Linked DNA regions of Homo sapiens: all the other regions are linked to region 2. The links are chromatin loops, found by intact Hi-C in ENCODE. Cell type or tissue: endothelial cell of umbilical vein. All regions are shown on one strand.

Region 1 (4,000 bases), 260 kb before region 2:
TGACAATTTATGCTTCTTATCATGGGAATGATCTCTCCTTTACTGATTTAAAATAAAGTTTTTATAATTTTATATGTGCCAGAAATATTTAAGGTTTTTTCTTTGCATTTAATTCTTTATCTTTTGTTTTAATCCCTACCCTAGATAAATTTTAAACATTCATATGAGTGTTTTGATATTCACTTATGGTTTCTGGTTTTCTCTTATTCTTGGAATGATGAAAGAGATTTCAAATTAATTCTCTTTTATTTCCTTCCAGTAGTTAAAAAAAGCCAGCCCTTTTAAGTTCATTTATTTTACTTCTATCTCAAAGTTTACTTTCTAAATTTTTAATATTTAAGTATGTACTGTACTTATATGTTCTTCAGATTAAATATCAACAAGGTATATGTAAAATCTAGCCTTTCTCTTGATTTCCCTCTCTGATTGCTACCATTTACCTAAAAGTGTAAAATACACTATATGTCTTTTAATGTGCACAGATCTCAAAGATATGGTCAATATAGATTTACACATGAATAGTGTTTCCGCAACCCAATTTGAGATATTTCCTCTAATATTTTTAAGAGTTTCAGATATAATTTAAGATAATTATTGATTTAAAATGTGATATCATGTTTTTATTGAAGATATTCTTAACAGTATACAATATTCATATGTGTAATGGTTTTACATATGACAAGAAATAGTTCTATGACAATTTTCTTTCCAATAGCTAAATGCCCCCAAAAATTTAAAAAACAAAGAATTTACTTTTTCACTGTTATAAAATGCCCTCTTGATCATTTGTTAACTAAAACATATTTTTTTGATCTTTCTTCTTCCTTTGATTTAATGGCAAATCATTTACTTTTGAAAATCATATACATATATTATTTCTACTATAGTAGATTTATGTTAAATATTAACATTTTCTAGACAATTGCTAAATCACCATAATTTTCAAATTTATTTTGTTCACTCTTATTTATTAAATATTTACCATAAATTTTAAAATAAAGATTTAGGGTTACTTTTCAGTGAGATTTCTTTTAATATATAATATTTTTAACAATCAGAAATTAAAAAATATACATCCACATTCACATCATTCAACTTCATTAAAATAATAGTCTTTTCATATTTTCTCTTGAATTTTGTTTAAACATTAAGAAGTTTAATATTGGTTAAATTATTTTATGCATCTCTATTTGTGAGCAGTCATTGTTTTGATATAAAGTTTATCATTTGGATACATATTTGTATAACTTTATAGATTAATATAAATATATGTATTTATAAAAATATAGTAATTTTGTAAGTTTTAAAACTTTATCACTCAGCAACTGGCTTTTTACAATATTTCTGATGTATCCATTTTTATATGTGTAGCTCTAGTTCATTCATTTTTATCTTATGTAATTTCTATACTAAAATATCCTCTTCTATTTCCTGTTGAAGAGAATTTAGTCTGATTTTAGTGTTTGCTTGATTTTTCTATTTTGAGCCATGACTACCTAACAGAATTGCAACAATTTTATTTTTTTAATTATTTCTTCAAATTGGTCTTATACTTTTATATCCCTAATGACATAACAGTTCTCTTTATCTATATAAACACTTGATATTATCAAGATTTAAAATTTCATCAATTTGATGTTTATAAAACTATCTCAATTTACTAATTTGAATCTTCTAGAGTATTAGTGATAGTAAACACATTCTCTTTTTCATTTTCTGACGTTTTTGTAAAAACTCATTTCCATATATTTTCTTTTTTCTTCAATTGAGTCATTTCTCCTTTTGATTTTTCAGTGATATTATTGAGTTGTGACAGCTCGTATTCTTTCAGCTCTGTAGGAAATTTTTATAAATGTTTCATAATTATACTTTGATTATACTACTTTCCACCAGTTGTAATTTTTCTTTGAATTTTACTTACAGTGTTCTTTGGTAACCAGAGTTATCTCATTGTTATTTCTGAGTAAAGTACCATTTTCATTTTTTTAAAAGATAAGAATTCACAAAATAATCCCAGACTATGAAGTATAAAGAAATAAGACAGATATGAACTTTAAGACCTTCTGTCTAACAGATAATTCATATATAATTTCAAATTATAGGAATGAATTATAGTTCCCCATGACACGTTAGTCTATAGAGTGTCAAGATTCTCAGCTTTAAATCATACCAAATTGTCTGAAAATGACAGCATATCTCACTGTCTTATATTTCCTTCACATGTGTCAAATATTTTTTATCCTCTTGAGATTTTTCTATTAAACTGAAAATTAATGATGTGGTTTGGCCATGTCCCCACCCAAATAACATCCTGAATTGTAGCTCCCATAATACCCCTGTGTTGTGGGAGGGAACAAGTGGGAGGTAATTGAATCATGAGGGTGGTTTCCCCCATACTGTTCTTGTGGTAGTGAATAAGTCTCACAAGATCTGATGGTTTCATAAGGGGAAACCCCTTTCCCTTGGCTCTCATTCACTCTTGTCTCCCACCATGTAACACTTGCCTTTCACTTTCCACCATGATTGTGAGGCCTCCCCAACCATGTGGGACTTATGGGAGCTACAGTTCAAGATGAGATTTGGGTGGGGACACAGCCAAACCGTATCAGTCCTGGTCAGTGTTTTATGTTTCTGTTCCATCACTTACCTACAGATACATTTTGCTATCCGTGGGTGTTTTGCTATGTCTGTTTGTTAGTTGGTTTACATTTGTTTAGATTTAATTTTTGTTTTTTTCCCTATGTTTGATAAGCTTTCACGCAGTTGAATTGAAGGAGATTTTCAACATATGTCTTCTCTGTACCATTTTTTAAAGTAATTCAAGTTTCTAGTTTTAAAAAATGGCATTCTGATTATAAAGGTATTAATTCAAATTTTTATTTTTTTAAATGGTCAACCTAAATATTTCATTTAAGATCAAGATATTATTACTCATTTTTTTTACTTCTATAAAGAACTACACCTTCTATACATAGTTTTTAGACAGTTTAGTTACCCATTTTGGTTAAAATTAATTTCAGAGAATTATAGATTTTGTGACTATTTTGTTGCTATGTTTTATTATTATTCTTTGACCCATATTACATATTCAAATGTGCAAAATTTTACTTTCTATTTTATTAACGAAAACTGGCAGGTATTAAAAACCACTTTTAGTTTTATTTTAAATTTAGTTTTCATTGTTGTGTTTCTTTTTATTTGTTTATTTGTTTTGTAAGCCTATTTTTCTCATATTGTTAAGTTTACTTATTCACAAAATATAATGTTAACTTATTTATATCATTGAACATTTGTTAAAGGATAATTTCCAAAAGGTAAAATCAAAACTCTCATATGAACATAAGATAAACTCATGAAAAGTATTGTCTTAATCTCATTAATTGATGAGGGAACCAGTAACATGTTATGACCAGTTCAAAGAATGTTTGAGAAGTCATATAAGTAAATTGCATATATAACAAAAAATTAATGTTAGGATTAGTTTGCTGGATTAGATACAAAACTGGTTAATGGTCAGCAAGGCTATAAACAGTAACTGTTACCAGAGGTGAATCCATATGGGTCTGCAGCAAACTGGATCCTTGTGTCATAGGAGGAAAGAATTCAGCCAAGGGGCAGAAGTAGATTTAAGGCAGAGGGAGAGGCCAAGGCAAGTTTTAGAGCAGGAGTGAGAGTTTATTATATAGTTTTAGAGCAAGAGCAAAGGAAGCAAAATACACGTTGAAGAGGGCCAAGCAGGCAACTTAAGAGATCCAGGTGTCCTGTTCAGCCCTTGACTTGGGGTTTTATACACTGGCATGGTGCAGGGTTTTCTTTTCTCTTCTGTTGATTCTTCCCCAGGAGTGGGCTGTTGCTTGCCTTCCATAGAACACATGTGTAGTGTGTTTACTGAGGTTGTGTGCATGCTTTCTAGGATTGGTTTTCGTGTATAAGCTGAACACCCCCAGAGGAAGGTCATACATCTTTCATTTTGCCTCTTAGTGCACATGCTTGAGTCTGC
Region 2 (4,000 bases):
GGATTGTCTATGCTACAATCCAATGGTTGTTCATGATGCTTCTAATCCCAGATTTACAGACTTAGCAAGAGTATGGCTTATGCTTTAAAAAGTTTGAATAGACTACTCTCATTTTACAAATGAACAAAATACTTGCTTCCTAAAGTTCAATTTATAGTCTAAAACAAACACGTGAAGAAAGTTAAGCTTACAAATTTTAAGCAAAGAAATGAGGATTTCTAACCAAAGTTTCAACTAAAATCTAACCCAGGTATATGTGGGCATGTGTGTGTGGTATGCATGTGTGTGTGGGTATGCATGTGTGTGTGGGTATGCTTGCTCTGTTTGTGACACTGTATTCTTTCAACACATTTTGATTAACTGACAGAATGGTTTTCAAACATTTGTCTCCAAATTCCTAACCGGGATAAACTATCTGATTTCTGAGATATACATCAGGGATCAGTCCACTGTCTTTATAAATTACAATTCATTGACTGTGTTTTCTGTTTCCAATCTCATCAAGAAGTACAGTATCTAGTTGTACCATATCTGACTACTGTCTGTCAACAATTGGATCTCTTAGTATATTTGAAATGAGAAGCTACAACACAGTGATTGTGTCCTTGAAATAAGATTTCAAGAGTCTTTAATTCATGTTCTTTATTCCTTGCCTTCTTACTCTGCTCTCCATCACTCTTTATTCCTTTCTTCAATATTGAGACATACACAGAACATCATTTGAGGAATGGAGAATTGAGTCATGTGCCATGTTTGCACATAGCTTTAATGTGATTGTCTATGATTCCGTAGGCAAACATAAGAACACCGAATTGCACACAAAGTCTGTAATCATATCATCTGTGGCTACAGATGGAAAACAGCCTGCACAAACAGGAGGTATTGTTAACCAGGTGGATTTCCAGTTTCAATATGTTTGAACAAATTTTGGGGTAACACAAAGACATTAGCAACTGGGCAATGCTGAAGAGGCGTCAGAAGGCACTGTCAACTCCAATCTTAAACATTTTTCAGAAAATTAAAGAATTATTTGAATAATCTTAGTATATCTGAGCCACCTGTTTGTGTATTTAGCTTATTTCCTCATATATTTATTTAAATTTTTTAAATTTTTTTGGATACGTAGATGATATATATATATATATATGTAGTTACAGAGCTAGTGAGATATTTTGACACACGCACGCAATGCGTAATAATCACATCAGGGTAAATGGGGTATCCACCACCTCAAGCATTTATCTTTAGTGTTACAAACAATCCAATTATACACTTAGTTTTTAAAAAATCTACAGTTAAATTATTGCTGACTATAGTCACCCTGCGGTGTTATCAAATATCAGATTGTATTCATTCTTTCTATTTTTTGTACCCATTAGCCATCCCCATTTCCCCCCCATCCCCCATACAGCTTTTATTGTGCCGCCAACCTCCTCTCCTCTCTCTGAGTTTGGCATTCCCTGTGACATGACCTGTAATTCAAAGAAACAACCTCCAAATTAGCTGGATGCTCTCAACCTCTAAAGAGTTTAGAATCAGGAAACATCATTATTTATGCCACGTCTGTTCTCATATCTTATTTGCCTTTATTTTCTTTAACAATATCTGGCTTTTGCACATTCAATGAATGCCATGATCGGCAGCAGAGGAGTGGATGGGTTTTCCTGCGATTGTCCTCCCCTTTTCCCCACTGTTTCTCACAGAGGTGACCGCAGTGACTTCCTGACGCTCTCTGATAGGGAAGCTCCTCCACCTCCTCACCAGGCTGCCTGGCGCGCTCAGCCCATCCCGATTCCAGGACGTCCCTGTCCTCCCCAGGGCCTCTAACAGGCAGCATTGGGTAAAACACCGGTTTCAACTTTCACCTTCAGGACCACTTCCTTCCTAAGTGCCTTATTCAGCAGGAAAGGGAAACCTGTGTTGGGGTGTGGAGTTTTCCTCTCAGATTAGCATGCTTCTCTGGCTGCTGGCAAAATTAGAAAAGCGTCGAGGATAAAATGGCTTTATTTTATTTAATGTCACCAGTAGGGGAAATTTTTAACATCGACACCCAGCAAGCCGGCCCCCTTAGGCTTCAGAAGTCACCCCCGCTTTTCACAGAACCTATATAACACTTTACCTCTGAAAATGATTTCTGACTATGACCCGGATATCAAAATTAGGAAACAGCCAAAAAGCATTTCCTTTCTTTTATGTTTTTTTTTGTGCCAGTTGCCCTCCCTGAGTCTTTTCATTTACCCTGGCAGAGATTTGTCTCTTTGCCTTTAAAAGTTAAATCCACCTTCATCGCACAATGTAGAAAGAAGTGAAATTAAACTGCAGTGTGTTCCAGAGGAGAAAATCTACTTTTTTCATCTCTCAGCCCTACTTTAACTTAAACTGACCTAATTACAGCCCACACCAGAAGAAGCGGAAGAGCTGAAGGAGCGCTTCTGCCACCTAGTGGAAAGATCCTTGAACTGTGCATGGAGACTTCCACTTTTTTTTTTTTTTTTTTGCTTTATTTTTGAAATGTCTGGCACAGAAGTGCAAATGACCTTCTCTAGTCTCTGCATGAATACTGAGGATATGCATCACACACTGCTCTGTTCCTTTGGAAATTCAAAATGTAACGGTCTTCTAAAGAACTCTATTTAGAGAAGGTTGAATTAATGGCTCTTCAGATGAACTATACCTTGAAAACTATTTTATTAAGACCATATGACATTTCATGAAAGTTAAATGGAAAACGATAATGCAAATATTAATACCCTTTAAAGCAATGTTTTAAATATTATGTCTTGGATTTAATGTTTAGGGATGTTAGCACCCTCCCCACTAAATCAATTACTCTTCCTCGTAGCCACTGCACGGTTTAGCTAGCTGAATGATTTCTTCAGTGCAGCTCCTGGCTTGTTTATTTGTTTGCTTTTAGGAGTGGTACTGGACATTTAAGAATGCTTCGTTCTCTTCTCCTGGCTTCATTAACGAGTTATTGATCAATGACTTGAAAGAAAAACTTGGATGAAAAATTTAGTCAGCCCTGAATCACCAATGCTAATTAAAACCAGGGAAAGGAAGGAAAATGAAAGACGTTTACAATGCCCAAATCTCGGGGTAGCTGATCTCCTCCTTCACCAAAGCATCAATACAGCAGCCATGAGCTGCTCAGCCTGGCATTTCTGCCTGTGTCATTGAGCAAAGAAATGTCCCCCATGCAAAAATATCCTTGAGCATATAAAGCAAAGGAATCGGCTGTGTGCAGTGGTTAAATCAATTCTGGAATCATTAGGGTAAGTAATGTGTAGGGTCACACTTGCATCTCTTTTAACAAAATATTCAAATTGATGTGATAATCTACATTGTTATATTAGGGCACACTTCAATATCCTGGCTACAGATTGCTTATCATATTAAAACTAAACACAAAATTGGTTTAAAAAAAAGAAAGAAAAAAAAGTTTGTCATTATTTATAAAGACTCCATGAATAGCTAAGGTTCTCATGGTCTTGTTTAGAGTCTTGGTGATGCAAGAGAATATCTATATGAGTTATAGCTTAACAAACCTGTTTTATTTTATAAAAACTTAGCTTGTATTTAAAAAGTTTTCATTACTTATACATCAAATATGAATTCGAGAAGCAAGTACGAGCCAGTCCCTGTAGTAGACACACGGTTTACATAGATACAAGCAAAAATGAACAGGGCTGGGCTCTGATACGGGTTAATTTGATTCTTCCTTAACTCTCTACACCATGGACACTAACATAAGAAATGATGTGTATATACTGCACAGTCTCTAAAAACCACTCTTTTCAACTCTGCTTGTTCTATCTTAATTCAGATCCTCTTTATTTTTAGCCTTGATTATTTCAGCTGCTTTATTTCCTAGCAGGTCAACCTATGCTCAGTTTGTGTCTGAGCAAACTTGAATTGTGTCTACTACAATTCACATTCACTCTTTCCACACTTTTCAGAATCATGTTGTCTCTAGTTAAAAGCAGGTATTAATTAATTGATA
Region 3 (4,000 bases), 720 kb before region 2:
GTCATAAATTGAGACAATATAAATAAGTATTTATGTATCTTATTCCATGTTTTATGCCCATTGTTATTAATCTTTGGGGCCAACAACTGTAGTGTGTTCATGCCCATATTATACCACTCTAACTGCTACATTGAACGAACATAACTCATTAGGACGCAACTATTCAAAAAAACTATTCTTTTTCACTGTGGCCTGGAAATCCACCATGATATGTTCTTCCTCTTTTCTCTGGGAGAAATCTTAGATAGTCTTCATAACATTATTATTATGCCATTATTCTGGCACAATAAGTCTAACAGTCACTCTTATCTGAGGAAAATTCCCATCTTGTTAATTAAATTGCATTTTGTAGTTGAGCCTTCATTTTCACCTCCCCAAGCAAAGGCCTTCCTCAAGCTACAACAATAGTGAGAAGAAGGAATGTTGTCAGTTTCCTCTCTCTTTCCCCAATACTGTGCTAATGCTATTGCTACACTTCTTCGCTCTCAGTCCCCAATTCCCATCCCACTAGGTTGCCTGGAGCTCCCCATATGAAACAGGGGTAGGGAAGAGATGAGTAAGAAATAGTATATCAAATGCACTTTGAGTATCAAGAACATTAAATATCTCTATTAGTAAATGTGATGATAAAGAGTAAGAAAGATATAGAAAGGTGGGAAAGAAATTTCCTTGTGGAAATTTATATTTATGTATGTCATATTTTTGCCTAGTTTTGGCAGGTAGGAGTTTTCATTAAAGTCACCTCAAGTCTCTTCTTCTCTTACTTTTGCTTCCCTCTGACAACTGGCTTTATTATCAGTAAAAGATTTTCACTCAGCAGCTCCCATATCTCACAGCAGAAGTATTTGCCATCAAAGATAGGATCAGACATGCTACACTTGGTCCCATGTCCCAAAATCACAGTAGTCTTATACACATTGGAAAGGGTATAAATCTTAGAACCAATAAGTTGTGAGGAGGAAAATATAATTTTAAAAAATGTAACTTCCATTGAACCACATATTTGGAGAGAAGAAAAGTGTTACTGCACAAAAGAGCTATGTGAGGTGTGTTAGGAATTTTAAGTGCAGAAGTCATTAACCAATGTATGGTGATGGAAGTAAAAAGGAAATGCATTCTTTTAGGAAACAGTACCACATTTGGGGGTAGAGGTTTGTTGATTTTGTTTGGTTTTGATTAAACTTGTAGAAAAAAAAACAATTCACACTGGCTTTCAGAAGACTAAATCTTTATGAAACATGATTATGTTGAAATACATAACAGATCTCAGTCATTGAAATCATTATTTTGATTTAAAAAAAAAGTATTTGGAGGCTGGGTGTGGCAGCTCATGCCTGTAATCCGAGCACTTTGGGAGGCCAAAGCAGGTGGATCTCTTGAGGTCAGGAGTTCGAGCCAGCCTGACCAACATTAGCCAGGCATGGTGGCGGGTGCCTGTAATCCCAGCTACTCGGGACGCTGATGCTGATCTAGGAGAACTGCTTGAACCCAGGAGGCGGAGGTTGCACTGAGCCGAGATCATGCCACTGGATTCCAGCCTGAGCAACACAATGAGACTCTGTCTCAAAAACAAACAAACAAACAAACAAACAAAAACTATTGGAATGATTTTGATTAAACTTACAAACACTTACCTAAATACCTAGACAATAAGAATCTTGCATATATAATAGCACAACTTCTAGCCTTTGAGCAGTCTTCAGCATGGGTGGAGTCAATGGCTCAGCATTGTCATTAACAGCAGGTCCCCTTCTCTCCTGCTCCAGCCTTGACATTGGCTTTTCTTAAAAGATGGTGGCAATTTGGCTACAGCCATTTCAGCTAGTCCATAAAATGCAAAACTGATTCAGAGGATGTGAAGAGCTTAATTTTGCTATGGTTCTTATTTAGATATGAAGAGATGATTTTAGAGAAACCCTCTCACTTCCGTTAATGCGTTTGGCCAGAATTTGTTTATGTGTCTGTTTCTGATCATGCAGTAGCAAATGGTTTACAATTATTATGCTGTCCACATTCTTCTTGTCTGAGGTTACATGGACATTGATGAGTCAAATAAAATATATGATATTAAAATCAGAAATCTTTGAACTTCTTTAGGCTAGGAATTTATTTTTTGAGTTCTTGTTTGAAAGAGAAAAAGTTATTAATTGATAAAACACACATTAGAATAAAAATATAAATATCAACCCTGACTACCATTGTTTCTATTGACTTCATTATTGGATTTTACTTCTATTATGAAATAAAAAGAGAATTGGCTTTAATGCTGGTGTAAAAATAATAAGTTGTCATTTCCCAGTTTTAGAATCTTAACTGTGCTTTGTGGTGTTGAGTCATTCCTAATGACCTTTCATATTACAAATGCAGCAAATATTCCAATAAATAAACTGGGCATCTGCACTTTGACTCATAAAATCATAAAAGCCAAAGTAAATTCTGAGATTAAAATGTAAGTTATCTAAAATTCTGATAGAAATTTAACCTACGAGTCATTTAACAATAGCCAAAACCATTTAATGCCTCCTTTTTACTATTAAATATATTTCATTTTATAGTTCACAAAAAAGTTTACGTTTAAATAAAATAAAAATATCAATTTTTAATTTAATTGATTTAATCGACTTGCTATCTAAACTGCTTTGCTTCTTTTAGGAAGTTTGTAAGAAAAAAAGGAAGTTGGCATTAGTAGATTCATCATCAAACACAGTATATGAAAGCTTGGTTATTGTCTAAAGCTGAATGATTAACAGACATGAGTTTTTCCTGTACTCTAGCAATAAAAATAAATGGTAGAAATAGTGTTTCATGATTTTGACAGTTGCTTCTGTTAATTAACAATTCATAATTTCACATGAGTAAATATTTTGGCTATTTAAGTTGTGCTGTTCACCTCTGTATCCATCTCTTGAAAATCTTTCCTAATGCTTTAAATGAATACATCTGAATAAAATAAATAAGCCAGAAAAAAAATTCCAAGGATCAAACTGTAAAATACATTTGTATATTAATAGTTAATAAGAAAAAAGCATTCCAAAAGCATGTAATTTGTATAGAACACTGTAGTATAGTGTGCTTTATACCATTTTATGTAATCTAATGGAGATAAACAGCCATAGGTCCAAAGGTGTTAACATGGCCAGAAGATGGGGAGCGGCCTGCATCTAAAACACAGGACAGTGAAAAGTTTTCTTATGCTTGAGTCAATTCATGAAATCTACTTTCCCACCATTCTATTTCCTTAACATTTTCAGTTTCTAAATTTCCAGTTTAGTGAAAGGCATGTTTTAACAGAGTATATTAACTTTGTTCCATGTACCTCAGTGATGAGAATTAGAACATGTTCCTCTTTATCAAATAGTAGAAACATATTTGGATGCTGCTGAAGTCAAATATTTAGTGAACTTAAAATCTGTCATGATTTACAACTACACTATAGAAAAACAGGATTTCAACAAGCCATTACAAATTGTCCTAGAAGGGTTTGGAAGTCAGACATTAACTCAATCTTAAAATGAGTTGGGAAGTGCAAGATTAGGTCAATGTAAAAAAATACTATAGCACTAGTTGGAGTTGTTATATTGGCAAGTTGGCAGAGAATTGAGAAATATAAATTATATACAACTGATTTTTATTATTAGTGGCTGATACATTCTATAAATTTGCTGCAAACACAGAATCAGTCAATATTGAACCATTGTTCCTATGGGAAATACAGGTTATGGTCCCTCAAGCCTCTGGTTACAATATTTTTATCAACTGATTAATGCAATACATGACCTTATTTTTTTGTATGTCTCTGTCTAAAGACAACTTATTTAATATATATTGTTGATTTATAAACATTGACCTTATGTCTACAGCCCTGTAGCTCATTCTAGAAAGAAGTTAAGCTAACACATGTATTTTCTCCATAAGGCACATTCTTTTGTCTTCCTGTGTTTAGAAAAAAGGGCCACAGTTTAGCAATATCCTTGGGGGACATTTTAAGCAGTGAAATCAC
Region 4 (4,000 bases), 450 kb before region 2:
TTTTTCCTGGCTAGAAATGTGCTTCCGTTTCCTCCTGTGGTTCTCTGTAATTCAGTGATCACCAAAGCCAGAAACCTTAGAGCCATTGTCCATAACTCCTGCCTTTTCTCACCCATGTCTAATGATTCTGGTTCCAAAAAGACTTTCTAATCTCCTCTGTTGTTCTCTTTATTTCTTTAAACAAACAAATAGTAAATAAAAATGAGCTACTATATGCTTAGTTTCTATGTAAAAAACGATTTGAAAAAAGATTACCTATTCAATAAATTGTATTTCATGTATAACTCCAATTAATTAAAAAAATAGGTTTTTTTTCCTCCTGTCTTATGCAGCTGATCTGAAATGAAATCTATAATACTTACTGAGGGAGTTGGAGAAAAACAATTTGAAAAAATTTACAATATATATTTAGAGAGATAAAAATAAAGGCAAGCAACACAAGAACATAACAGAATACAGTTATGATTCTGTCTGCTGTGGAGGATGTGTAGATAAATATGCACTAGAGGAGTCAGGAAAAACTTCAGCATAGAGGAGGACTTTTCTGAGTCATGGAAGGTAAATGAAGATAGACTATGAAACATCAAGTGAGGAAGACAATATGAACAAAGAAATAAGTGTGTATTTGTGTGTGTGTGTGTGTGTGTGTGTGTATTTTTCCAACATCTGTGTGCTTGGCATCATAGAAACCATGATGAATAGAGGGAAAAATCTATACTGAAGATGCATTTTATATAGTTAGAAGGAGGCCACATTATGACCGGACTTTAAAACAAAACTATTGAAATATGAATTAGGGACTGATATAAATTATTTGACAAAGCATGGTTTAGGTGAGTAGAATTTAAGGAATATAGCAAAGAGTACTTTGTTTCCAGCAGATCAAGTATCACACATGATGGGGGCTTCTATTGAAGTGATTTCATTATAAAATGATGTAGGCCTGGGTGAAGTGATGGGATGGGTAGATGGAAGAGAGCTAAAGCTAACTTTATGGTCTGTAAAAAAAAAAAAGAATGCATTTGGATGAGGCTAATTTTGGAGAAAGGGGACTGGAGAAGAATGCAGTTATTTGCTAAACATGTTCTCTATTGTTAGGCAACAAATGGGAAAAAGAATACAGAACCATGTAACTATCATCAGTAGAAAGTAGACTTCACACTTGGGTTTGAAGTGGAGGTATTTATCCAAGATTTGTCTTGGATCCATTTGATTAAAATGACCATTAAAATAACTCCAACATCTCATTTTAAAACAGTAATGGCTGTTAAAATTTACTGAATGCTTACTATGGTCAAAACACTATGATAGGCATATTACATTCAATTTATTACAGCAAGCTGATAAAGTAGGACTATTATTTATTACAATGTTATTTATGACATGTAACAAATGGGAAAAATATGTATCTTTTTCTTCATATGAGTCTTTTCTCAAGCTATTCTAGTATTGGAAATGTCTTTTCCTCCGTCTGGAAATATCCAACTATTACACATCTTTAATCTCATAAGATCCAGTTCATATCATACCTTCTCCAGAGTTCTTTCTGCTTCCCAAACTAAAAGTAATTACTTCCCTCTAACATATTTTCACTTATACTCTCCTCTAACAGTAAGCATGATTACCCTTGCATCACTCTTTTAATTAATATCTATTACTGCCTAACAAATTATCCCAAACCCAGTGGCTTCAAACAACAATAATAAAATTATTCTCTCTTAATTTCTGTGTGGCAGGAATTCAGGAGTTGTTCTGCTGACTTATTCTGGCTCAGGACTTTTCATGAGGTTGGAATCAAGATGTCATCTGTGGCTGTCATTGTCTAAAGGCTTGACTGGGACTACGAAATCCACTCCTGGGATGACTCACCTGCATGGCTGTTGCCAAAGGGCTCAGTTCCTTACCACATGAGATTCTAAATGGGTATGTTTGAGTTTCCTCAGGATATGACATGTCCTCATGATAGGGTCCCTGAGAGCAAGTAATCTGAGAGAGAGGCATCCACAAGGTCTTTCCTTTCCTAGTTGCAGGGTCACACACAGTCACTTTACCTTATTCTATTGAATAGAAGTGACCCACTAATGCAGCCTACACTGAAGGAAAGAAAAATTAGGTTCCATCTTTTAAAGGAAATGACAAAGAATTTATGGACAAATTGTAAAAGTCAACACATTTTTTAATGTGTCCTTTTCTACACTATTGACCTCAGAGGAGGAATCCTCCTTGCTGTCTTTGTATCCCCCAGGATAGCTTGGTACAGTGTATGTGCCTTGTGTCTATTGGTGCTCATGCACACGATTTATGTGTACATTTTTTTTTAAATTTAGAAGTCTAAAATATTTCAGTTAAGTACTTTTAGCACAAAAACATTTGAAAGTAGTGTAAATTAATTCAGCTTTTGCTTGGAATATTTAATATTTTAATACCAGGCTTCTGAATGTAATAGCTTAATAAATATTTTAATACAAGCCTTCCATATACATTATTGCATTATTGAAGAGATATTGAAGAGTGCATTATTGAAGAGAGTGACAACTTTTTACCTAAATGAAAAAGACCACTGGATCACTTCTTTTTCTAAACTAAGGAAACTAAATGCATAGAAAATTTGACAGTGAAGCTGTGTCAGGGCCAAACTGCTCACTTTCATTTTGAATGAACAGCCTTGGTCATTTCTGGTGGTTATTTTGCTCTTGGTGTTTAATAAAATATGTTTTAGTTAAATATCTTTTAAAATGTCTCCTTTTTTGAAGGACAAATGTTTACAGTTCAAGAGAATTAAAAACATGACTCTGCAAACCATGTCTCATAAGCAGTTTTCAATTGACAAATTATAGAGGTCAAAATAATAAACTTCTAAATGACTATTCTTATACTCCCTAAAGAGATAGTTTTGCATGGGCCATTCTAAATATGATATAAATGTATGATAATAATAGTAACTTTGTAAGTAAAAATAATGTAAGAAATAATGGCTATTTTGAGTAATTAATCATAGTTTTAACATTATTTGAATATAGAAATATAATTTTCTTTTATATGTTCTCATTCTGAGATTCATCTTTAAGTATTGAGATAAAACCAATCTTCTTAAATAGCTGGCTTAAAAAAATTGTTTTTTTTTTTCAAATAATTTTGAATTCTTCTAAGAAGAATTATCAATTTAAGATAAAATTTTATTTACCAAAGCAAAGGTTTCACTTTCCAAATATTAAGTTTGAAGTCAGCATTGTTGGGAGAAAAGCTGAGTGTTGGAAGAGAAGCTGAGGCAGGGCTTGGAACATGCCTCACCACCTGTTTCTTTGTCTGATCACCCCAACAAGTATAATGTGTAATTTCTAAACTCCAACTTAAGCCATGGTTAAAAATCAATCAATAACTAATATATTCAAAAATATTCTTCCAGCAGGGAACAATGGCTCATGCCTGTAATCCCAGTAATCCCAGCACTTTGGGAGGCCAAGGAAAGAGGATCATTTGAAGCCAGGATATGGAGACCAACCTGGGCAACAAAGCAAGACCTCATCTCTACAAAAAAATAAAAATTAAACATTAAAAAAATTGTATATATACATATATAATTTATATGTATTATGTCACAATACATACAACTTATATGTATTGTATATGAATTGTGACATAATACTTATAGATGTATATATATTTTTTTGCCCAATGCCCTGTGTTTTAAACTAGGTATATCATACCCTCTTGGTTATGTGGCTATCTGGAAATGACAGATAATCAATTTAAAATGTAACCAGGGTGATATGATTATCTGGGGAGAGTCTGACTTGAATATCTATATATCACCCTTTAGTTTGAAGTCTTGAATACAGCAAAAACCACAGCAAAAGCAATAGTTATAGAGTAGACATTTTCATGATTACTAAAGGTAGTAAAAAGGAAACAGATAAGACAAACTCACAGTAACCACAGGAGAAAACAAAGGATCCAGAAGGGAACCCATCAACAAACATATACTTCTCTAGCAGAGGAA
Region 5 (4,000 bases), 790 kb before region 2:
TCCCCAGCCATGTGGAAGTGTAAATCCCATTAAATGTTTTTCTTTTATAGATTGCCAGTCTCAGGTATGTCCTTATCAGCAGCACGAAAACAGACTAATACAGCTTGTTTAACATTTTATGAAACTGGTTGTTTAACATTTGAACTTGCAAAAATTAACAAGTTGTTTAACATGTTTAACATTTAAAGAAACAGACTGTTATGAAACTGTCAGTGGGACTGTCCATTTTACATTGCTGGCAGAAATGTTTGAGTGATCCAGTTGTAGATTGGTAGTGTATTAGTCCGTTCTTATACTGCTATAAGGTAGTACCTGAGACTGAGTAATTTATAAAGAAAAGAGGATTAACTGGGTCACATGTCTGCAGGCTGTACAGGAAGCATGGCTGGGAGGTCTCAAAAAACTTACAATCATGGCAGAAGGTGAAGGGGAAGCAGGCACGTCTTACATGGATGGAGCAGGAAGAAGAGAGAGGGAAGGAAAGTGCTACATACTTTTACATGACCAGATCTCACAGTAACTCACTCTCTCCAGGACAACACCAAGGGGGGTAGTGTTAAACCATGAGAAACCACTGCCATGATCTAATCACCTTCCACCAGACCCCACATCCAACATTGGGGATTACAATTTGACATGAGATTTGGGTGGGGACATAGATCTAAACCATATCAGGTAGTATTTTAAGTAATGCAAAATATAAAATTATTTTTTATCTCAGACTTTTTGGACAAAGACAACTTGGTCATAAAATACATTATAGAAAAATTGCATATCTGAATGATAATACTAAGAATTGAGAAAATACTTGATTCACTCTTATGAAAAAGTTTGTTTCCTTAATGAGTGGATGGCTAAATTGATACAGAATTCAGCTGCTCAGAAATTTACACATTCGTTTCTATATTAAGCAGACCACATTCTTATTTTTGTTTAAAATAGACAAGAGACTTTATTGTATAAAATCCCCCCTATACAAACCAAGATTCATAGGCTCTTCAGAGACTCCTGCAGTATGTTCGTTCATTAACAATATAAGGACAGGAGGACTCTATCTGATGAGAAAGCATTAGCAAGATTTGATTTGGAATGTAATACAATCCCAGCAGCTGAATATGAGTTACTTTAAAATAGTTCCTATTAAAGAAACTACGTGTTCTTTAGAACCAAGATAACATCTTGTGTTATCTTTACAGTGAAAAAATGACAATTCCCAGGGACATCTTTATTGCAGCAGTAGGCTGCTACATTCATTCTTCAAGAAAGCCATTTTAACATATGCAACTAACTTATTCCAAAATCAACAGCAAAAAAAAGTTAACGTAATTGTTATTTTTTCAACTTCATAAATTACAAAACCATAGGCAAAAAAAAGAATTGAACAAGGGTAAGATAACCAATCAAATAATGTTAACCTAGTCAGAGTTGTTCTCCACATTTTAGTGTCATTTATGATAGTCAACAGAATCAACTATTGTAATTATTAACTTCTTTGGTGTACTTAAAATCCTTTAGGCAATGGAGATCACCCTTTTATGGAAATAATTTATTTTAAAACTTCCTCTTTATAGTTCCATGTATTTTTTCCAAATTTACTTTGTTTTGTCAGCTAAAATCCAAATGAACAGAAATAGAAGTACTTTTCATCAAAATAAACAATTATATATATCTGGGAAATCTTTATCCTATAAAGTTAGAATAAAGACTCTTGAGAGTCATTGTAAAATATAGTACATTTTTAGCCAATAAAGAGATTAAAAAAGAGGAAAATAGTACTGCTCTCACTGATCCTAGAGGGTAGGCATGGGTGGAAATGAGTCAGAGCCACTGAGGTGCAGTCAGTAATTGTTTGCTCTCCACTCTACTGATGTGAACTAATTCATTATTTTTTTATTCTGAACTTATATGTTTCCTTTGTAGTCATGCTGTGCCTATAATTTATTAGTTCTTTCCCTTTAAATTTTATTTGTACCCTGGGAAAATTGGAAGTAGAAAGTCTGAACAAAAAGTACCAATCTTCTTTGACATGCTCTTAATAGCAATAATCACCACAACAACCTCAAACAAGGAAGGTTTTTCCCCCATAAAGGCAAAGATACCAACAATATGTTTTCTTTTATATTGTGCACCTTCAAGGTAATCAACAGAAATAAAACAAATGCATTCATTTTCCTGGTTATATTTCCCAAGGCAAGTTTATTATTACATCTCAATAGCTATAAATTATCCATGTAAAACCAAATATAGATATTATTATGCACCAGGGTGCCTTTATATGAGTATTATAAGTGATTTGATTATAGGATCTTACACCTAAATATTTCTGAAGCAACCATAGTAAAAGAGTTCCTTTCAATACCATGATACTCAACAGAAATTAGACAGTTAAAGGAACATTGTAAAACATGGATTTTGGTGCAAGCTGTTTATCAGGCACACTTTGAGGACGATGAAAGCCCCAGTTAAGTGTATTTGTCTGCATACTGTAAAACACTTAAGATCAAATTCAGGATTGGGTGAGCTATCCACAATTACTGGCGTCAGCAGTTTAAATATAGTTCTTGCTGAGAACACCTTCATGATAACTGTTCCAAACCCATGCATTTTGCCAGGTAGAGGCAATAATTGGTAACTGTCAATGCTACCTACAAACACCATGTTCCTCCAAAAATAACCCGGAATGATTAGCTCTCAGCAATTGGCTGCACTTTTGCTGACTTCTTCTGAGTGGTTTTTCACACACAGTCATAGATAAACCCACTGTAACCTAACACAGCTGATGACTCATTTCATGGCTTTCTGCTTGTCTCTTTCAAAGCTGTATGTTGTTTCTGTTTTAGAAAGAACAAGCATCTATTTTTAAAGGAAGGGTGGGTTTGCTTTATTATTATTCAGAAAAGGACCAATCTGGCATCCTATCATCTTATCCTGTGACATGTAGAACATTCCTGGGTTTTGTTCCATAAATATAGAAAAGTTTTATTTAAAGGAACAATGTCAAAATGACCTTCAAGCCTATCTATAGACTTTTGTGTGCTGCTAGAGTAAATGCAGAATTCAAATTGAGTTTTCCTGCAAAATGCATTTTGGAAGGAGACATTTCTAGAGATTACAGATGGTTCAAAAGCAATTTAATGCTGGGTACACTTGGGGTGCTATCTGATTCATGAATAATGAGGACACTCACTTGTTCACTGGATATATGGTATTCAAACAGAATTCAATGAATATTTCTTATGAAGAAGGTGTCAGCTGGAGTAGTTATGTATGGGGGATTTGCCATAAAAAGGTTCAAAGTTTGAGTTAATGTGAAATAAGGTTAATTTTCATTTATTTTAAAAAAGGATATATTATTTTGCTCAAGAATGTGGTAAGAAATGAACACTTGCCAATGTCAAAAAGTGAGTATTCATAAAATATGTTAAGTAAAATATTAGTCTTTACTGTAGTCCTGTAGAAATAATTTTTTTCTGCTCCATATTTTACCAAAACAACACAAGCTTTCATTTTTTAATTCAATGGCCACATATACAATTGCCCACAAATAGAAAAGTTGAACAAGATTATGTCAGTTAATCATCAGGCAAGTTAGTGACCAAACCATTCCCGCCCTTTGCTCTCAAGCCTATAATCTAAATCAGAGGTTTTCCTGACTGCATGTTAATGTCATAAAACCAGTTGTAGTCTTCTTACTCCACACACGTGTGTGCACAAATCTGAATGCATTCATTTTTGTTGTTTGTTTTTGTGTCCTGTTTGATCCACATTGAAGACATGTCATTTTGTTTTAGTGTCTCTTTGTTTAATTTGTTCGTTTTATATTTGATTGTGTCTTTGATATGCCTGTAAAGTAAATGGTTATTTGCAAATAATAAATAACCATATTATAAATATTTTATATTGTGTCTCTTGCTGCTATTATTAAGTACTTATTCCTTAATGTAAAAACTTCAAAGGAAATCTGGACCACTGAAGTTACAGGCATAGGTCCAGTTTCCAT
Region 6 (4,000 bases), 1.7 Mb before region 2:
ATAACAAAGCTATTTTTTAAAACACCCCCTTCAAACCAATTACAAACTATTTTGAATAGCTTGAATATTTGCTTCAAATGATGTTCAGGATGTTTTACAACACCTGGAGGACAGCGCTATACTTGAGAGTTGACTACCTTAAATTGGCTTTTTCAAGCAATTCTTTACGTGACTTGTCTGCTGTGCTTGCCCACACGTAGTAGCTTCTGAATTGTTGCTTTAACCACATTGACTGATTTAACAAAAGAGTTAAAACATCATTTAATTCTGTTGTATATTTCAGTTAATTCTGAGTTTTTCCAACTAAAACAGAATGGGTGGTTGAGTATTTTTCTTTTGCAGATTAGTGCCCAACCTTAAAATTTACAGAGATTCACTGGATTGACTTGGAAGACCACCAGTAATCTCAGAAGTGGCTAAATAACCGGGACAAAAGCATTTACCCAGAAGTGGCTAAATAACTGAGACAAAAGCATTTATGCCTTAGACATGTTTACAGGATGATGGGTCTATGCTGTTTTTTTTTTTTATTTCCTGCCCCCTTTCTAGGAAAATGCAAAAAGTGCTTTTCTTTACACCATTGGACAAATTACTTCAGGATAAATTGAATCCTGTTTACAGTCCAGTAGTTTTATGTAATCAGTTTTTTAAAACCTGAGTTTCAAACAGAAACGCCTCAATCATGTCAAAAACCTGAGTAGTTCTAAGAGTCCTCCTTCTTCTAAATGGTACAGCTGTAAAGAGCAGTGTGACTTTTGTGGGTCCAAGCTCGGGCTCTACTCTTTACTCAAATGTGGTCTTGAACAAGTCCCTAACACTCTCTCAATGTCAAGCCTTCATTGGGCATAATTATATTTACCTTGGTTTTTTGTTTGTTTGTTTTCTGAAAGTCAAATGGCACAATATGAATGTACTCTGTATATTTCAAATGTTAAAAACATTGAGTTGTGGTTTTAGTAATTCTTCTCTTCTTCATAAAGTGGTCAACACCATCACCAATGAGCAATCCTCTTTGTGAGCTTTATTGTATCGGCAATAAGCTGAATGATGGCAAAAGGAGGACAAAGAGGGCTGTCAAATGAGACAAAGGGAACAGTGAGGGCACGGGAAGAAAGACTGGCATATGGTGTGGAGGGGGAGGGGCAAGGCACGAAGATACCGGTCAGTGGAAGAAACACACACATGCACACACCATGCTTCTCCACAAGTAGCTTTTATGTGTTAAAAAAAAAAAAGTGGATAGTAGGGTTAAAATGTCTCTGATCTTTTTTGCCAAATCTTGCCCTATAAAACCAATTGTCAATTTCAAATTGACAGCTGCAGCCCTGACTGCTTAAACAAATGTAACCTCTGTCTCATTTTGCCAGTAAAAAGAAGTCTTTAAATGATATCTTTTAGATTTGTTCTTAGGCCTTTACATGTAACTATCTGTAAAAAAATCTGTAAATCCATCAAATGCAAGGTTTCAGGTGGTGCTCTGGCATGCTGGATGTGTAAGCAGTTCTGGAAATGCCCTCCAGGTGGCATTATCAATAAATTTTTCAGCCTCCAAGTATGGTCCTAGGTCTATTTGAGATTCTGGTTAAAATGCAGATTCCTGAGACCCACTTCAAACTGACCAAATCAATGCCAGTTTGGGTAGCACCTGGGCATCTGCATGCTGTATGAGATTAGTTTAGGGGATTGCTACTCACACGCCAGAGTGAAGATCCCTGATCTGGTCAACATAGGCACCAGCTACAGGGCCCTGGGACCAGATCAGCCTCAGCTGCAGCAGCACCAGGCTGCCTGGGAAGCCCAGCGCTCCTGGGTGGTTGGTAAAGAGTCTTTTCCCTGGAGGAAAGGTAAAGAGTTCTCAGCCCCTCATCTTCCTCAGTCCCTTCTGAATTAAAAGATTGGAGACACTCCATAGGCAGGTTCCTCTCTTGTTTCTTTGCCTTTTATTTATAATCTCGAACGTCACTCGAACCTTTCTGTGTCAGCTTGCTGTTTTAGTTTTGGTTATGATTGGTGAGTCACAGAAAACACAAGCCATTTTTATCTGCAACTAGGACTACTCTCTGTGCATTTGGGCTAAAGGAATCCCTTTTCACCATTTAGGAGGAATGCTGAAGAGAAAGAAAACTTGATATTTAGCGCAGGGGCTAGTGTCATGCATCAATATCTACATCAAAAGACCAGAGGCTTCGGGCCCTCCCCCGCTCACTGTCTGCAGCCTTCACAAGCCTCAGCCAAAGGAAATGGGAGGAAGTGTATTTTTCATAGGAATTAACTCTTGCAGCCAAACAGGCAAATCAGGTGGCTTTAGATTCTTTACCTCATAAATGGCTATGTTGTGCTTTCCTTGTCCAGACTGGCGTTCTGTTTTGTTATAACTTTGCAAATTCAATGAATAGCTTGTAGGTGGGAGGGAAAGAAAAAGCCCATGGAATCTTTATTGCTTTATTTTTAAAAAAAATCCATGGAGTAAGAGAAAGAATGTGACTGCATTTTTATTTATGGTCAATAAGCCCAGATGAATATGTGGTAAAAGTTGTGCAGACTGTCACAAAGCAAATCACCATGTCACAAGAAATATTATTAAATTCTATAATTTCCTTTTCTGAAAGTAGTTCCTCTGTATGGAGTTGGAGAAAGAAAATTACATTCAATATTCACCTTAACTGAAAAGCAGCTGAGTGTGGTGGCTGGTATCCTATAAATAGCAGATCTGTGACCTCATTCCTGTTCTCTCTCTGCCTAGCTGTTTCCAGTTGCAAGTAGAATAGAAAATTGTCAATCATCTGGGCATATAGGCCAGCTTATTTGGATAAATCTGACCCAGTCCTTGTTTTTCGTTAGTGATGCAGGTACTGTACCTCTATTTAAGCAAAAGCCTTCTATGCTCTGTGTTTGTTGCTTTTTGCCTGCACTGCCCAGGTAATTGCAGTTATGTGGAATTGGCCTAACGTGACCTTGGAAAACTGCTTAACCTTTTGGAGCCTCAGGTTATTCATCTGTAAAGTGAATATTGTAGCTGCCTCTTGCTCATTTCAATGGAATGCTTTGAGAATTGATTTGATAGTGTGCATAAAGCAAGTTGACCTCCTCAAAAAGGAATACAATGTATGATTTTATTTCTGGTCTCAAAGCTAGCAGGCCAGGCCTCTCCAGTACAACGTGGTCATTATCTGTGTTTTTGGACTGCCTGGAGAGGAAATTCACACCATTCAGGGCAAAACAATCCACTCCAGTTTCTAAATGGTGGGGATTGTCTATCTATGGAACACAAATTCAACAGATGGTTGCCAACCTTCCACTTGATTTTGTGGCCCTTTAAACTGTGTTCATTAAAACTTCAACTTGCAGACAACTTTATAGAGACTTGGAGGGATGTATGAATGACAGTTTTTGATATAAAGGATATAGCCCATATGAGACATGAATGTCTCTGATTCTCAGAAGACGTTGTTAAATTAACATGTAAAACAGCAAACAAATACTCTATCAGTAACTAAAAGTGCATGAATTGTTTCCCACATGTTTGTGAATATCCTGCTGATGTCAACACTTTGGAACTTCACTAACAAGTATGTTTTGAAGAATTTGAGTACGACCATGTTTCATGTTTAATTTCAAGTTCCTTTTTTTCAGAAGGCGGAACACAAACTCGAACCAAGGTTTTGGGGAAACAGAGACTGAATCTGTTTCTGTTTTTGTTTTATAAACTTTACAGAGATATATAATGCCATAGCACTTTTTATTTAAGGCTGGCAGAATTTGTTTATTCTCCTTTTCTCGTGTGGGCATGCATTCATACATGTATTTACTATTTAGCCTGTGGAGTTTTTATTTATTTAGCAAATGCCTTGTTTTATTGAACATTTTGGCTATTTTCTTGGACCATTTTGTTGCAAGAAATAAATGTGATACTTTAAATGATTTCTTTCTTTTTCTATCAACTTGGGAGCCAAAATAAAATTGACATTCTCAGAAAACAAAGGTGCTGTAGAACTCGAAA
Region 7 (4,000 bases), 1.6 Mb before region 2:
ATCCTCATGTAGTAAAGATAAAATTTTGCTGTCATGGTATCTTGTAGGAGGCGCCAGTGACATTTTGCTGAATTGCTTGTGGTGAATTCTAAGAAAAAATAAAAGATATTACTTTGAAGAAAAGGGGAATGCTAGCATGGAGCTCATTGCCTGGAAGGAGAAGAGGCTGAAAACATAAGTAGAGAAAAATCAATTTGGGTAAATTCATAAATCATTGATTTAGAATTAATGTATAGAAGACAGAGTGGGTAGGCTGGGAGCAGTAGCTCATGCCTATTATCCCAGCACTTTGGGAGGATGGGGTGGGTGGATCACTTGTGGTCAGGAATTTGAGACCAGCCTGGCCAACATGGTGAAAACCTGTCTCTACTAAAAATACAAAAGTTAGCCAGGCATGGTGGTGCGTGCCTGTAGTCCCAGCTACTCAGGGAGCTGAGGCACGAGGAGAATCTCATGAACCCAGGAGGCATAGGTTGCAGCTGAGATTGCATCACTGCATTCCAGCCTGGTTGACAGAAGTGAGACTCTGTCTCAAGAAAAACAAAAGACAGAGTGGGTTATTTGCAGCACAGTGTAATATCTGTACAAATATAACCAATGTCTTTATCTTTCATGTAGATACCTCTCCACAGGCTACCACGTGAATCTCCAGTCAGCTGGAGCAAAGCCATATAAGATAGGCCTAGTTCAGACAGTGTTCTAAAAAGAAAACTACCAACAAAAGGGGCTTGGAAAGGTTCCTCGGGATATCAAAAATCAAATTAGCTTATTCTACTGTAATTGCTTATTTAAAATGGCAGAATCCCCCCTAGAATTGGAAATGTTCATTAATTTATTCAGCAAATATTTACTGAGCACCTACTACATGCCAGGTGGTCACAAATTTAAAAGTAAGCAATATAGACAAAGCCTATGCCCTCTTCTAGCTAACAGAAAATAAATACTGGGTGAAAGAATAAAAGAGAATTATGTGCATGTTACACACTTGACAAGCATAAATGTATGTAACAGCTTTGGAATGTTCTCTGATGAAGTTCTGATATACCTTACCCATTTTTCTCCATTAAGCATGTGGTGAAGACACAGCCTGACTAGTAAGACTGTCTGTGTTCTGATATAATCTAGGTTTCTTTTCTTGTATTGACCAGAAGGTGTGAACATGTGTTGCATGAGTTGTGTATATTTGTGTGTGTGTGCATGTGTGTGTGTGAGAGAGCATGCACACTTTTGTGTCATGCTTCTCAAAATGTAGCACATGAACTGGAATTGAAGAAGAATTAGAGCTTTTGATTACTATTTGGATTATTTTCTTGGTCTTTACATATGCAACTGTTCAAGGCTTAATATAAGTTTGGTCTTTTTAGTATAATGTTGTGTAGGAGGCTTTGCTTCCTTATAATATGCTATGTGACATGAGGCTCATTTGCTTTCCCTATTATCCCAGGAAATGCTAGCATCTTTCTTGTGAGTATTCTGTGTCCTGGGTTTCCTACTGTGCTGCAGTGTAAAGAGAGTAGGGCAATGTAAACTTCTTTGAGAATCACTTCCTGACTGATTGGCGTCTAAGAAGAAACACGATCTGGAGCTTTGCACAGCACCAGGACTCTGCCTGTGAAACACTATTAAATCTGCTATTACCCTCCCTTCCGCCCTTCCCCCAGGACTCTAAGGTGACGTTCCCACTTAACTCTTTCATGCCCAATAGCACGTAGGGCACACTACCAATGTCTGCAATGAATCATATGTTTTCAGAATAATTATTTTGATCACTTATATCCTTTCTTATTAAAAATGTCTGTGCAGTTCTTAAAGAGGAAAGGGGTGAGGGAGGAAAGCTGCAATTTAGAGGAACTGTGTAGTTGTTTTTCTTTCTTTTATTTAATCGTCACATTTAATATTTCCTTATAAGTCACATTTTAAAGAAAACAAACCCAAGGCTCAGAGAGGTCAACTAATTTACACACATGGCATGGCTAAGAAGTGGCAGGGGCTGGATTAGAATCAAGGCATTTCTGACTCAGAGCCAGTGATTTTTCTACTACATACAGTAAGTTCCACCAAGTGGAAAATTAAGGTCTTAATAATACCAGCCAAGAAACACTGCATTAATTATAATGAATGTTTTATGCAGGGTAGTTTTTGGGTCTGAATCATGGCATTGTTGCCATACATTTTTTATTTTATTTATTTTTTTACTTTGTGTGGAGACATCAGGGTTTATTAACCACTGCATCCAAGACTGAAGATCAGATAGTTAAAAAAAAAAAGATGATATTTGAATGTGTAAATATTTGTTTTAGAATACACGGAGATAGTCTTTTTTTTTCTGTCTTTCACCTAACCTTTCTTCCACATTTTTTTTTTTATTGAGGCAACAAATTCCTTCCTCCTTAGATCCCTGCCCCACAACAACCCAGAGCCCAGAACATAAACAAAGACACATTTGGAAGCTCCTGCAGAGAGACCTATATCCAAGATCAGCAGATCCTGCAATTTGCTATTTCCTCCTCCCCCCTCTCCCCAGATGCAGGCTTATGTAAGTCTCCCTGAGGCATGTATGGTTTTAGGGAAAGGATTGAAAACTGTGCCTGGTGCTGTTAGTATTAGATGGCTGTAAATGAATAAATGGATAATAACAGTTAGGCAGCTCACTGACGGTATTCCAAGTATTAATAAATGAGTGCAATTGACACAGTTTGACACCAACACTTTGGAATTTATGACATGTAAAAAGGGAGAATATGAATCTGCCGCTTTCAACTTTTTAATATAATTGGGATGCCTGAAGCCATTTTACCATCTGTAAGCTTCCCGTATTAGCCCTGATTTACTCCTGAATGTCCACAAAGCCTGGGACTTCATATAAAAGTTTTGAAAAGAGTTTAGCATTGTAGCTTTTCTTTTAATATCTGAAACTTGTTATAGCATGTGCTGCTATTTCCAGGCAGTTTAGTGTCATTAAAGCAAACACCATATAAACCTGACTTCCTATTTTTAACATTGTAGAATTCTATATTAAGTGCCATGAACAAAGAAGCACATCAGATGAATACTTTTTCCTTTAAAATGAAAAACTCCCTTAACCAGGATGTTCAGAACCTTCCCAAAATGGACTTGTTTTCAGCTTGTTCATCTTTTCCACCTCCCTACTGCTTTTTAAAAGTTTCATGTCCATTTTTGGTGACAATTTATTATTTGAAGTCATCTTCCAAGGGCAGGAAATATCTTTGTAGAAAAGAGTCCGAAATTAACTTCATGTGCAAAACAAACGTATCACAGAACAGTAGAGACAGTTCCTAAGCAGATTGTGTTCTAAAAGTTTGCCTAAAAGAATGCTGTTTGGAGCCTGGAACATATTTTTCATGGAAACACTATAGATGGCTGTTAAGTTCTAAGGTCAGTGATTGAGGCCATGTGACCTGTGAAGTAATTGGATCGCAAAACTGCATTTTTAAAATACCACTTTGTGATAATTTAGGATATTATTTTGGTAACGTCACACATTATAACATGGAATCTAGAGCTACTGCATAGCATCATGAGCATGATAGTTTAACTAGGTTCCAGTCACACTGATCTCCTTGTTATTGCTCAACAAGGAGTGAGGACTGTGGTATGGGCATACAAATTGGGAGAGCATGTGTGTTTAATGATGACTGTAGTCTGTGCAAGGATCAAGTCAATATCAAGTCATGCAGCTTGGAGTACCTCCCCCTCCCACTTTTTTGATGTACATGTTTAAGTAAGAGTCTCAAAGTGTCAACATTTTTTGTTGGGTCTTTGTTGTGATTCATCACCATGTGATCCTGAGGCAGCGGATGTCTTGATAGGAAAATATTGATAGTGCACAGCTGGTACATTCCTTCCCCACTTTTACTTGAATTGCCCTGTGCTTCTCTAGGGTTCCCTGCACCCTCTTTTTCTCTCCCTCTCTTCCCACTTAGTGGTAGGGTCTAGGGCTGTAGAACACACCAGACAACTCATCTTGATTTAAGCAGAC

What was found. Hi-C counts contacts between places; a loop is a spot of excess contacts. Peaks named below come from ENCODE experiments on the same cell type or tissue, not always from the same donor. Only the 100,000 strongest peaks of a DNase experiment are listed, where the experiment ranks them.
Region 1: it touches region 2 in a loop (3-fold over the local background); 30 of 110 quality-filtered maps call a loop at or near these places.
Region 3: it touches region 2 in a loop (4-fold over the local background); 3 of 110 quality-filtered maps call a loop at or near these places.
Region 4: it touches region 2 in a loop (5-fold over the local background); 2 of 110 quality-filtered maps call a loop at or near these places.
Region 5: a loop joins it to region 2, with 9 times the contacts of the local background. A loop is called at or near these places in 5 of 110 quality-filtered maps.
Region 6: a loop joins it to region 2, with 13 times the contacts of the local background. A loop is called at or near these places in 17 of 110 quality-filtered maps.
Region 7: a loop joins it to region 2, with 5 times the contacts of the local background. A loop is called at or near these places in 2 of 110 quality-filtered maps.

Annotation. Positions count from the first base shown.
Region 1 is chr6:141,305,323-141,309,322 of GRCh38, forward strand. No RefSeq gene overlaps it. Among named protein-coding and RNA genes, the nearest start is that of MIR4465, 620 kb to the left of the region's middle. In endothelial cell of umbilical vein, no CTCF peak of the experiment used is centred here; no DNase peak of the experiment used is centred here.
Region 2 is chr6:141,560,574-141,564,573 of GRCh38, forward strand. No RefSeq gene overlaps it. Among named protein-coding and RNA genes, the nearest start is that of GJE1, 570 kb to the right of the region's middle. In endothelial cell of umbilical vein, a CTCF peak has its summit at 2,444 (motif pointing left); DNase peaks (open chromatin) are centred at 1,788 and 2,418; H3K4me3 peaks cover 771 bases; H3K27ac peaks cover 1,496 bases.
Region 3 is chr6:140,844,747-140,848,746 of GRCh38, forward strand. It overlaps LOC102723724 (a long non-coding RNA gene), which reads right to left. Exons shown (of 7, transcript XR_428030.5): 3 at 1-1,558. Among named protein-coding and RNA genes, the nearest start is that of MIR4465, 160 kb to the left of the region's middle. In endothelial cell of umbilical vein, no CTCF peak of the experiment used is centred here; DNase peaks (open chromatin) are centred at 2,355 and 2,725; H3K27ac peaks cover 2,334 bases.
Region 4 is chr6:141,105,871-141,109,870 of GRCh38, forward strand. No RefSeq gene overlaps it. Among named protein-coding and RNA genes, the nearest start is that of MIR4465, 420 kb to the left of the region's middle. In endothelial cell of umbilical vein, no CTCF peak of the experiment used is centred here; a DNase peak (open chromatin) is centred at 1,901; H3K27ac peaks cover 300 bases.
Region 5 is chr6:140,771,643-140,775,642 of GRCh38, forward strand. The region is part of intron 6 of LOC105378027 (a long non-coding RNA gene); the gene reads left to right. Among named protein-coding and RNA genes, the nearest start is that of MIR4465, 90 kb to the left of the region's middle. In endothelial cell of umbilical vein, no CTCF peak of the experiment used is centred here; DNase peaks (open chromatin) are centred at 1,849 and 2,779; H3K27ac peaks cover 557 bases.
Region 6 is chr6:139,880,339-139,884,338 of GRCh38, forward strand. No RefSeq gene overlaps it. Among named protein-coding and RNA genes, the nearest start is that of LINC02941, 94 kb to the right of the region's middle. RefSeq lists an enhancer at 3,861-4,000. In endothelial cell of umbilical vein, a CTCF peak has its summit at 1,525 (motif pointing right); DNase peaks (open chromatin) are centred at 1,553, 2,113 and 2,723.
Region 7 is chr6:139,980,380-139,984,379 of GRCh38, forward strand. All of the region lies in intron 1 of LINC02941 (long intergenic non-protein coding RNA 2941), which reads left to right. All of the region lies in intron 1 of LOC103352541 (a long non-coding RNA gene), which reads right to left. Among named protein-coding and RNA genes, the nearest start is that of LINC02941, 6.1 kb to the left of the region's middle. RefSeq lists a silencer at 2,333-2,627. In endothelial cell of umbilical vein, no CTCF peak of the experiment used is centred here; DNase peaks (open chromatin) are centred at 1,712 and 1,752; H3K27ac peaks cover 413 bases.